2 separate regions of the Homo sapiens genome follow, and region 1 is linked to region 2. A link is an interaction called in ENCODE POLR2A ChIA-PET data of the cell type or tissue named here. Cell type or tissue: IMR-90. All regions are shown on one strand. Each heading gives the region's core, and the rest is flanking DNA. Links, peaks and the distances in the headings are about the cores only. Region 1 holds the start of LOC107986637 (a long non-coding RNA gene). Region 2 has its middle 48 kb from the start of LINC02541.

Region 1 (5,388 bases), core at 201-5,200, 320 kb after region 2:
AATCAGTTGTCTAGCAATAATGGATCAGAGATGCAGCAAGATATTTGAAATGGATGAAGTGAAGGGAACTATTGTTTTATGTGAACATTACGTGCCAGGGTCTGGAACATATTTTATATAAACTCCCCAATTAAAGAGAAAAAATGTGGTTTTCTGTTAAGCTATAGATAGTGCAAGGGTGAATACAGCTCTAATGATGATACTCAGATTTAAAAAGATGCGGCAGTTCTGGAATTTCAGTTTTATGGGGCTTTTTTCTCCCTCAATCTTAGAAGATACAATAGAAGACAAACATATTTGTTCATGTTCATTAAAAGAAAGCCTGACAGTGCTGAAAAGAACAGGTAGTGACTGATTCCAGGAAATATTATCTGTGATACAGTTGTAAAAATTGCAGGGCATCTGTACAAACTACAATTTATAAGCAAACAGAGAAATCATGCTGGGTTCTTTTACTTTCTATTAAGGTCATAAAAGAAAGTAGAAAAAAATAAATTTAGAAGACTTTTTTTAGCAGTGATTAACACAGAGAGGAAACAAAATGAATGTGTAGTTAAGAGCCATTATATTTTTTTGGTGGGGAAGTCAAATTAATAGTTTTTTTTTCCCTAAGAAAAATTTGAACTCTAATGGACTTTTGACTACAAATCACCTATCAGGGGATTTTTTTGAAACTACATATCATTTATCAGGGGGATTTTTTGTATGTGTGTGAAGTGATTGATAGAATGACATTTTTCTATTGTCTGTAGATAAAATATGCCAAAACTATAATTGTTTTCAGAAGTTTGAAGTCATAAAAATGTATTTCAGTAGTGAATTTTTTAAAAGTATATTTAAGCCAGGGAAAAAAGATACGGAAGTGACATTTTCAAAGGGATGGGGGTGTCATTAAAAGTTATTCCATGATAAAGGAAAATTGCATCGGTTTTCTTCTTATAGCAGATTCTCTCGCCTATCATAGTCAGTGTTATAACTGGGTTAGATAAAATGCAGGTAAATTCTTGCTGTCTTCATACTTCAGTTCCAACCAATCTCAGGATTTTTTTTTTACATGTACACTAAATCAGTAGAGTAAAAAACTAACATTAATAAATAACTTGAACTTTCTTTTACTCTTCAAGATTTGAGCCAGCTTTAAAAAATGCACAAGCCAGTCCAAACTTGGTAGATATCCCTTTTATTTCCTTAAGTAAATTTTCTCAACTGCCAAATTGAAAAATTTTAATTTATTAATGCTTGCATGAATAATTCACTCTCAGACACTGAACGATCCCAAACAAACAAGCCAGTTTGTGTATTTAGTTATGTGAACTTTTGAATCCACTGCCTCATAAATCCAGTACTTTATTGAACCTAAAAAAAAAAAAAAAAAGTGCTGACCCCTATTGGCCCCACCATTAATTATCTCCCACTGCAGACATCACATCTTTTCTTTACTCTTCAGGATTGTTTCTTCCTTATTAAACATTTTATATATTTTCCCCTATTATGTCTGTGGTGCTCCTCAGTAGGCATTGGATGGCTTTGGTATAATTTCAGTAATTTTTCCCAGGATATTCTGCTGTACCCGTAAAGATATCAGTTATTTATTTTCTAACATAAATCTATGGGAAGTATTGATATATTCATCTCCACTAATGAGAAGATTGGGCCTCAGGCAGGTTGATACATGGTCAAGATCATTTCAATCCAAAGTGTTGCACCTTTCTTTTTTTTTCTTTGGCCTGTAAGTCATGTTCTTTGCCTCTGATCACTCCTGTGCCCTGTGACTATCCAGCAGACCTGATGATATTTTCCCTGGCTTCCGTCTTACAGATCCCTTCCCTGAGCCTCCAGTCTAAATTGGGTCCTCATTAGACAGTACTGTCTTCATTACCTCATATTTGTATAACAATTTGGGATTGTAAACTTGTGTGATTGATCATATATGTGTCATGTGCTATCCTGTAAAGCTCAGTGAGGGGACGGATTGTATCTATTTCACTTCCACTGCTGCATCACTTGTGTGCACCACAGAAACTAACATACAGCAGGGCACACAGTAAATATCATTGAAAGAGTGTGTTAAAGTGAGATTTAAAACCAAGCCTGTACCATGGAAGTCACAGATGTACTACTGCAGGAGTGGTTGTGGTGTTTTCGTGAACGGTTCCTATACATGGATTCCAAGTCCTGGTGGCTACATATGCACTATCCTGTACCCTATATTCTATATTCTATACTGTCATACTGAAACTAGGTTGAAAGCTCATTGAAAGCAGATCTTACGGTTTCTATTTAGACTAAATGAAACATGTAGTTAGTTGGTTAACCCTTCATAAGTACTTACTAATTGATTGGAAACTGATCTTAACATTTAATTTGTTACAGAGCATACTTTATTTCACTAAAGCCATCTTCCTGACGCTGTTCTCTAGCATGCTTTGTTCTTCTGTTATAATGACTGACGATCATAATCAGGAAAGGGTATGCCTGGTGTTAATGCTTCATTTTTTCCCTTTTATTCACAGGCAGTTGGAGTGATCAAGCTTTCAAATCCCTGAAAACGTGAGCTGTGCTATGTCTGGGGCAGGCTCCATATTTTTATTATGTACCACACAACTCTAAAAGCAATACAGAAATTCAGGGCACTTAGATTGAAAAATGAACACTTTCCACATTTAAAGGAGAAAGACTTACATATTTTTGGAGTTACATACATTCTTCATCCCATTTATGAAATCCAAAACCCACGGTTGGGCATAAAGCAGGAGATTTAATACTCTTCTGCTGGTGGGTTTTGTTGATTTTTACTGCCCCCTCCACCCACCCCTACCTTATCCCACTCCATCCCCTCTGCTCTTTTTGTTCTTCATAGTTTTGTGCTAACTTCAGAGCTGCAAATGTGTCATTGATCACAGATTTATATATATGAGCTAAGAGCAGGAATGCTAAAATAATTTCTTTCTCAGGCCTTAAAGATAAATGATAGGTCAAGATGCTTTACTTCATAGCCAAACATACTAAGGCACAGAGCAACATGGCAGGAATTTGAGTTGTGAGCGCCAGAAGTGCTTGTTCAGCACTAACAAGAAATAGGAGAATAGGATCAGTATAATCTCATATTCTTATTAAATTAAAAAAAGACAGAGAGTAATGCCAAGGTTATGACATGAACTGACAAGACCAAAAAAAAAATCAGTTTTTCTGATGCTTCAGCCTTTGCAAGCATAGGAAAGAATTAAAAAAAAAAAAAAAAAAAGCCCTGTGGCATGAGTTATAGATGAAGTATCTGCCTTTAGCTTGGAATTTCCTGGCATTTTTCAGCCTGTGACACAGACTTGATGTGATTAAACAAAGGCTTTTCTCCAAATTTAAAGCTCTTAAAAAAAAAAGCTGAATCTAATACTCTAACTTGTTTTTAAATGGGAGCAGATGCCTCTGTTTCTTGAGCTGACTTCCAGATTCTGAGAAATAAATGAAGAGTGGAGGCTTGTTTTGGTAGAGGCTGAGAAAAGGAGTTGGCCATATTTGCCCTTCAGAACTTCGTGTCATCCCCCAGCTCCCCAACGGCAGGGCCACATTCTTTCACAGGACGGAGTTGGGGCAGATTATGGCTTCCTCTGGATTGGATTTCCCTTGGCTTCCCTGAGGGCAATCCCCCGAGGAAGCACATCCTGGAGCCAAACTCACCCAATGAACCACAGCAACAGCTCCTAGGAGAATGAAGAGTGTGAATGGAGTAAGTACATGCGTATGGGTGGACGTGGTGGCCAACTTGGATAATCTCTGAGGTTCTTTCTAGGCCTGACATCCTAGGATGCTCTAATAAAGGACGACCCCTGAGATGAGGCAGAACACAAGACCCTGGGCTGGCAGGGGGTTTGGAAATGGCACTGAGCCTTAGCAAAACTCAGTTTTCTACTGAAAAAAAAAAAAAAAACAAAACAACATAGCTCCTTGAAAAATTATTTTTGATTGGAATCTATAGTTATTTATCTATCAATCAGACATGTTCTTTTAAACTTATTATTTATAAGTAAGTACCATCCACAGTTTGGCATGTGTTTACATTGCATGGGTGTGTTTGTGTATGTGTGTGTATTTGCTCAGTATCCTGTTGCAACTCTTTCTAAAGCCTGCCCACTCATGATGTAAGTTTTTTGTTTTTTGTTTTTTGTTTTTTTTAGATGGAGTCTCGCTCTGTCACCAGGCTGGAGTGCAGTGGCACCATCTCAGCTCACTGCAACCTCTGACTCCTGGGTTCAAGCGATTCTCCCACCTCAGCCTCCTGAGTAGCTGGGATTAAAGGCATGCACCACCACGCCCAGCTAATTTTTGTATTTTTAGTAGAGATGGGGTTTTACCAGGTTGGCCAGGATGGTCTCCATCTCCTGAATTTGTGATCTGCCTGCCTCAGCCTCCCAAAGTCCTGGGATTACAGGTGTGAGCCAACTGCTCCCGGCCCATGATGAAAATTTTTACCAGTGAGTTTCTAGACTCTTGACTTCAGAGTCTGTAATGGTTATCATTACATATATTAAGGCACACTTAAACCTTATGTTAAAAAAGCATGAGGAGTTAAAAATTGTTTTGCATTAAGATAAACTTTATTTTTTGTAATTTGTTTCACCACCTCTCACTTTTTTGAATACTTGTAAAGCATTCATTGAATAAAGAAATTATGTACAAAAATGTTACATCAGGAGCTGTAGGGTGCTTTAAGAATTTAAGCACCAAAGATTATATGGTCCTAGACACTTAACACTTTAAACAGAATAGTATTAAGGTTGTGTTAAAAGCTGCTACAATTTATTTAAGGCTGTGCTTTAGTATTTGACCTACAAAAGTATTTGAAAGCCTCTAAAACGTAAAATCTGGAGGTCCATGGAAGAAGCCCGATCCAACAACCCTGCCACAGACAGTTTTGACTCCATTAAATGTTGATGATCTTGAAGAATTAGTCATGGAAAAATAATTTCAATTTCTTCTAGTGGCCTTTTCAAAATGATGAGCCTGGAAGAGTTACAGACTCTGGCCCGAAAGAACCAAAGTTGAAGGTAGAGATGTTTTAAGGATGAGCAGAGCAGAACAACTTAGCAGTGGGATGTTAAAGGCAACATGAATCAAGTAAGTAACTTCCTTTTAATGTTCCCAAAGTGCTTTCCTTGGGACCTGTTAGAGCAATTGCCAGAAAATATTAACTATAACATTTAGCTATGGTCATATCTGTCTCGCCAACGTTCTGTTGGCTCCTCAAGGAAGGGAATATAGTTTATTTCTGCCCCCTCCATGACTATTGTCCCAAAGATGAAAATGCTGATCATTGAAATCATTTTATCAGTCTCTGAACTGACTCTCTGGACTTGAAATTTTTGCTCAGAAGTGTAACAATCACCTGAAACT
Region 2 (5,388 bases), core at 59-5,058:
AGGTTTGGGGTATGAATGACCTTGTCACCCAGTTAGTGAGAGTAGCACCCAATAGGTAGTGTCTTCAGCCCATGCTGGCCTCCCATTCTCCCCCATGTAAGACACTCTCCCCAGTGTCTATTGTTCATGTCTTTATGTTCATGTGTACACCCCTGCCCCCCTTTTTTTTGGAGATAGGGTCTCTCTATGTTGCTTAGGCCAGTTTCAAACTCTTGGGTTCAAGGAATTCTCCCATCTTAGCCTCCCGAGTAGCTGGAACTAGGGGCATGTGACACTGCACCTGACATCCAAAGTGTATTGAATAGAATTGTTTAAAAGTCCGGATAAGCCAGATAAGCACTTGGATTGAAATGTGTTAGCTCTATGGAACAGGTTGGAGGTATGGAATGGTATACTCGCTGAGGATGGGACCTTTGGAATCAATACTACTGTATTCAAATTCTATAATAGTTTTGTCACTTAGTGAGATTTGAATCTCTCTTGCCTACTTCTATAATCTGTAAAATGAGTACAATAATGCCTGCCACACAGTTAATTAAAAAATCAGAATATGGGCCAGGGGCGGTGGCTCACGCCTGTAATCCCAGAACTTTGGGAGGTCGAGGCAGGCAGATCAGGAGGTCAGGAGTTTGAGACCAGCCTGGCCAATATGGTGAAACCCCATCTCTACTAAAAATACAAAAATTAGCTGGGCATGGTGGTGCGCACCTGTAGTCCCAGCTACTCAGGAGGCTGAGGCAGAAGAATCGCTTGAACCCGGGAGGCAGAGGTTGCAGTGAGCCGAGATCACACCACTGCACTCCAGCCTGGGTAACAGAGCGAGACTCCGTTCCACCCCCTCCCCACCTAAAAAAATCAGAATATGTCAACAAAACTCTCTGCAGATATTAAACAATAAATAAATAGTTTCCATTATTAGTAGGCCATGTGTTTCTGAAGTTCATCTTTGTTATAATACTGTAGTGTGATTTCGGTCTGAATGTTTTGTTTTGTAATTTTCCCTAGTGTATCCCTGGTTTGTAGGTGCTGAGATCTGACCTTATCCTCTCTGACATGGAGCCCCACAGGGGCCATTTAAAATGAGAATACAATTGATATTTTAAAATCCAGGCTTTTTCACTATCTTCTTCCCTTTTAATCCACTTCTTTCCCTGCTTTCTTCCTATTGCAAGACTTTTATCATAATATTTGAAGTTGAGGACAGGAGAGTGAATAGATGACCACGTGTTCATATCCAAACTTTGTTCCAGATATTGGATTAGGCTTGTGTCCTAGGAGCTTTAACAGGAGAATCTCTGGTGTGAAAGTTGTCAGAATCAAAATAGAGTCACTTGTGTTAAAAATAACTGACAAATACAACTGGAGAAGCCCATGAAGACAGAGTTCTCATGCATAAATGCTTGACAACAAAAACTATCACAAAAGACTGCAAAAAACACAACACTGCACAAAAGCCATTACAACCTTACATACACACACAAATATTTCTGTGTGAGGACATCTGCTCAGCAACTGCCTGTCCAACCTTGGACTAGTGTCACCTTTGTTATTGATTCTTGTAGCCAAGGATAATTATCTCAAAAGCAATTATGTAACCCTCTTCATTTTTCCTTTACAAACCTTTGTCTTCCATTACCTCCCTAATATACACATAGCTGACTATGGTGCACACATTCCCATTGAAAGGCCCTATTCCTAAATACTTTTGTGTGTGTGTATACATATATACATACATACATACATATATATATAATATATGTATATTTATTTAGAATTCCTCTCTGTTATTTATATTGACAATGGCATAGTATTTAGAGAAGAAGTTGATATAGAAAACTAGGTAGACAGTTGAACCAGAATATCAATTCAAAGGCAATCGGCATAGGAGCAGAATTATCTGAAGTAACATGATAAAAACTGGGAAAGGCAGAGCTGAGAAATAAGGTTAAAGGAGAACAGAATTGTGTGTCTGGAGAGATTCTCTAATCCATGGGTCAAAATCACAGGAAGGTAGCATGGAATAGTGGAAAGGGCAGAGGCTTTGAGACCAAACAGGGTGTATGATCCTGAAGCAACCAGTCTCACCCTTTTGAACCCCATTTGCTACATCTATAAAATGAGGACACTAGTGATCACCTTATTGGTTTGTTCTGATGGTTGAGGAGGAAAATGTGCCTAAAGCATCCAGTGCTTCCCAAGTACCCAACCTTCAACTTTGACTGTGGGAAAGGAGGGAACCATTAGGTAGCTAAACCCAACAGAGCTCAGGGTGAAAGCAGGCTTTTCATCTGCATAGTCTCTGGTCATTTCTTTTGACTCATGTTTGTTTTCAAGAGATAAAATGAAAAATCAGATGAAGCATTGTCAATGTTTTTTTTAATTTCTTTTTTTTCTTTTTATTATTATTATACTTTAAGTTTTAGGATACATGTGCACAACGTGTAGGTTTGTTACATATGTATACATATGCCATGTTGGTGTGCTGCATTGTTAATGTTTAAGACAAAAGGTGTCAACGAGTTTAGAATTTGCATTTGTTAATAACCACTAAGAGAAGAATTGGTTCTGATTGGGTGCTGCAGATCTCATTCTCTGATCCAATTCCTGGTTCTAATTGAGGTCAGAAAAATGGCAACTATGGGGCTGTAGAGAAAACATTGCCTCGGGATACACCTGCTCTTTCCTTAGAGGCCTTGTGTCCACTTTTTCTGATGCAGTGAGAAACTCTAGTTTGTCTATTTTGAAGAAACCACAAAGTTTGCAATACTCACATTCCCTTCATGTGCAGGAATGACCACAGACACTTAGTCATGAGTATTTAATCAAAGCACACGGAACACATGTTGAGAATACGGTTGAGTAATTTGGATATATAAATAATTGGCAATACTTGTATAAAATAGCATTATATGAATGATAATGTAAAATTCAGTTGTTACTGATTTTATTTAATGGCGTATATCTCCTTTCTTGGAAATAAATTCAATTTGCTTCAACCTAATTGAGGACACTTCATTGCTGTGCTTAATTCTTGACTTACTTTAGTACTCAGCTAGGTGCATGCTGAAAAAGGCAAAATAAAACTGATAATAAACAGTAACTGCACTGTCTATACATGTGCATAAAGCAGAAATGTCTTACTGCTTTTTCATTAGTCACTCATCTTTTTAACTGTAGGAAATACTGAGGACTACATGTAGAAAGAGGAAGTAGATATTGATAACTCAGAAATGATCCCAATTCTTGAGAAACAAATGTTTGCTTGCTTGTTTCTTGCTTGTATTTTTAGAGGCATTTGCCAGACTATTAACTGGGGTCTTTATAGGAAGGGTTTCATATGAGAGAAACAATAAAATGGGAACAGTTAATGATCAAAATTCAGCAGAGTTCTTTTAATTTATTCTTTTTCATTGAGTCCTACAGAAGGCATGATAGTGAATCAAGGGAAAAATATTTTTAAAATGTGTTCCTCACACCTTTTCCTTAACAAATGGTTGTTTTGGCTATTTTTGCACCTTGACTTTCTTCCCACTCTGCTCTAGTTTCATATGTTTGAGTACTGAAAATCTGTCTGCTTTTTATTGTCTTTCTAGCATGATATAACTCTTCTAAGTCAACATTGTTTTTATCTGAAATAATTTACTTACATAAAAAAATATTTGAGGTAGTTATTAGAATAAACTGCTTTAACCCAATTGTAGAGAGAACCTTAGACTATGAGTCTAAACATCTGTGCTGGAGTTTTGACTCAGCCTCTCATTCTGTGATCTTGGGAAACTGAGTTGTCCTCTTTGAACCTCAGGTTTCATATCCATAAAATAAGATGATGACACTTCATAATGATGATGAGGACTAAATGAGATAATGCACAAAAGCAGAACTGCTTGCAAATCCAATTGTAAAGGTTTTAGATTTTTTTCCTTCCAGAGTGCAGGGATAGTCTCAATAATCTTTTCAATCCTCAGCATGTAGCAGTGAGCAGGTCCACAGTAGGCCCACAAAAATCTGTGTTGAAGGAGTTACTGATATTTTCACAGGGGCTTGTGTTTATTTAAAGGCTTCCTAACCCATCTGTGAGCTCCTTAGGGCCCAAGGTTGAACTTGGATATTCCTTCCAAATCCTGACTCTGTGCCTGGCATATAGACAACAGTTGCCTCCTAAGAATTCCAGAATGAGCTGGGCGTGGTGACTCATGCCTGTAATCCCAGCACTTTGGGAGGCCGAGGCAGGCAGATCACGGGGTCAGGAGTTCGAGACCAGTCTGGCCAACATAGTGAAACCCTATCTCTATTAAAAATTAGCCTGGTGTGGTGGTGTGCGCCTTTAATCCCAGCTACTCAGGAGGCTAAGGCAGGAGAATCACGTGAACCTGGGAGGCAGAGGTTGCAGTGAGCCGAGATTGCGCCATTGCACTCCAGGCCGGCGACAGTGTGAGACTCCATCTAAAAAAAAAATAAAAATAAAAAAAAATTTCCAGAATGAAAAATTGTGGCCCATGTTGGCAGCATGCTCTGCTTCTGAGGGAAGTAAAAAAATCTGCTTTATCATATATATTTGGGAATTCTTGTTTGTAGCTTGGTCAGTGAAGAGAGAGGTCTTTAAACTTCTTTAATGACATGGAAACCTAGACAAGCATTCATAATAAAAGAATCATGCATAACGTTGGGAATCATAAATACTCCCAAAGAGATCACAGATGTTCTTCAATAAATTTATAAAACTGTGTCCAGAATAAAACCATATTCTCTAACAGCAGTAATTAGAATTATTAAACACAAACAAAAAAAACAAATAATTGGAAGAGATCATTGATTGTGGATAAACACACTAGTGGCATTTGCCTAGCTGCGTTTTCCACAGTTTTGTAAAAGACATATGAGCCAGGGTCATGGCACAGGAGAAAACTGTGCTGTATTCTTAAACCAAGCCCTGCAGAGGTCACCTAATTAGTTTCTCTGTTGATCTAAAGTCCAGAGCAAGGGGCTAGAGATGCAGATTCTAATTCTTTTTCTGCCAGCAATTTATAAAGTGAAAAAAAGCAAGTCATTAACCCCTGTAGTTTCCCAAACTCTAAATGGGTATTACAATGTTTGCCATATGTATCTCTCAGGGTGGCTGTAAGAATTAAATGAGGAGGAAATATATGAAAGTATTTGGAAAACTAACATAAAACTCTCTTTACCCAGACATTTTGCAATGACTCTGGATACAGCTATTGCCATTTACAAGCTGCTATGTATTCTTTCATAATCTTCGGTTAGGACATTCCAACAACTGACATGCCTTCAACTTCAGTTGCTGCGTTTTCTTCCTTAATAACCACATTGTTTCAGTGGTAAAAGTCTGTTATGAAAACCACCTCTTTATCTTCTTGTGAAAGTTGGAGC

The links. ChIA-PET counts read pairs that join two places held together with the same protein. Peaks named below come from ENCODE experiments on the same cell type or tissue, not always from the same donor. Only the 100,000 strongest peaks of a DNase experiment are listed, where the experiment ranks them.
Region 1: POLR2A ChIA-PET joins it to region 2 with 5 read pairs; 3 of 35 experiments call an interaction of 5 or more read pairs at or near these places.

The regions. Positions count from the first base shown.
Region 1 is chr6:113,374,379-113,379,766 of GRCh38, reverse strand. It overlaps LOC107986637 (a long non-coding RNA gene), which reads left to right and starts at 3,387. Exons shown (of 4, transcript XR_001744312.2): 1 at 3,387-3,724; 2 at 4,977-5,112. In IMR-90, for the core only: no CTCF peak of the experiment used is centred there; a DNase peak (open chromatin) is centred at 3,296; H3K27ac peaks cover 1,478 bases.
Region 2 is chr6:113,695,592-113,700,979 of GRCh38, reverse strand. No RefSeq gene overlaps it. Among named protein-coding and RNA genes, the nearest start is that of LINC02541, 48 kb to the right of the region's middle. In IMR-90, for the core only: no CTCF peak of the experiment used is centred there; a DNase peak (open chromatin) is centred at 2,769; H3K27me3 peaks cover 1,898 bases.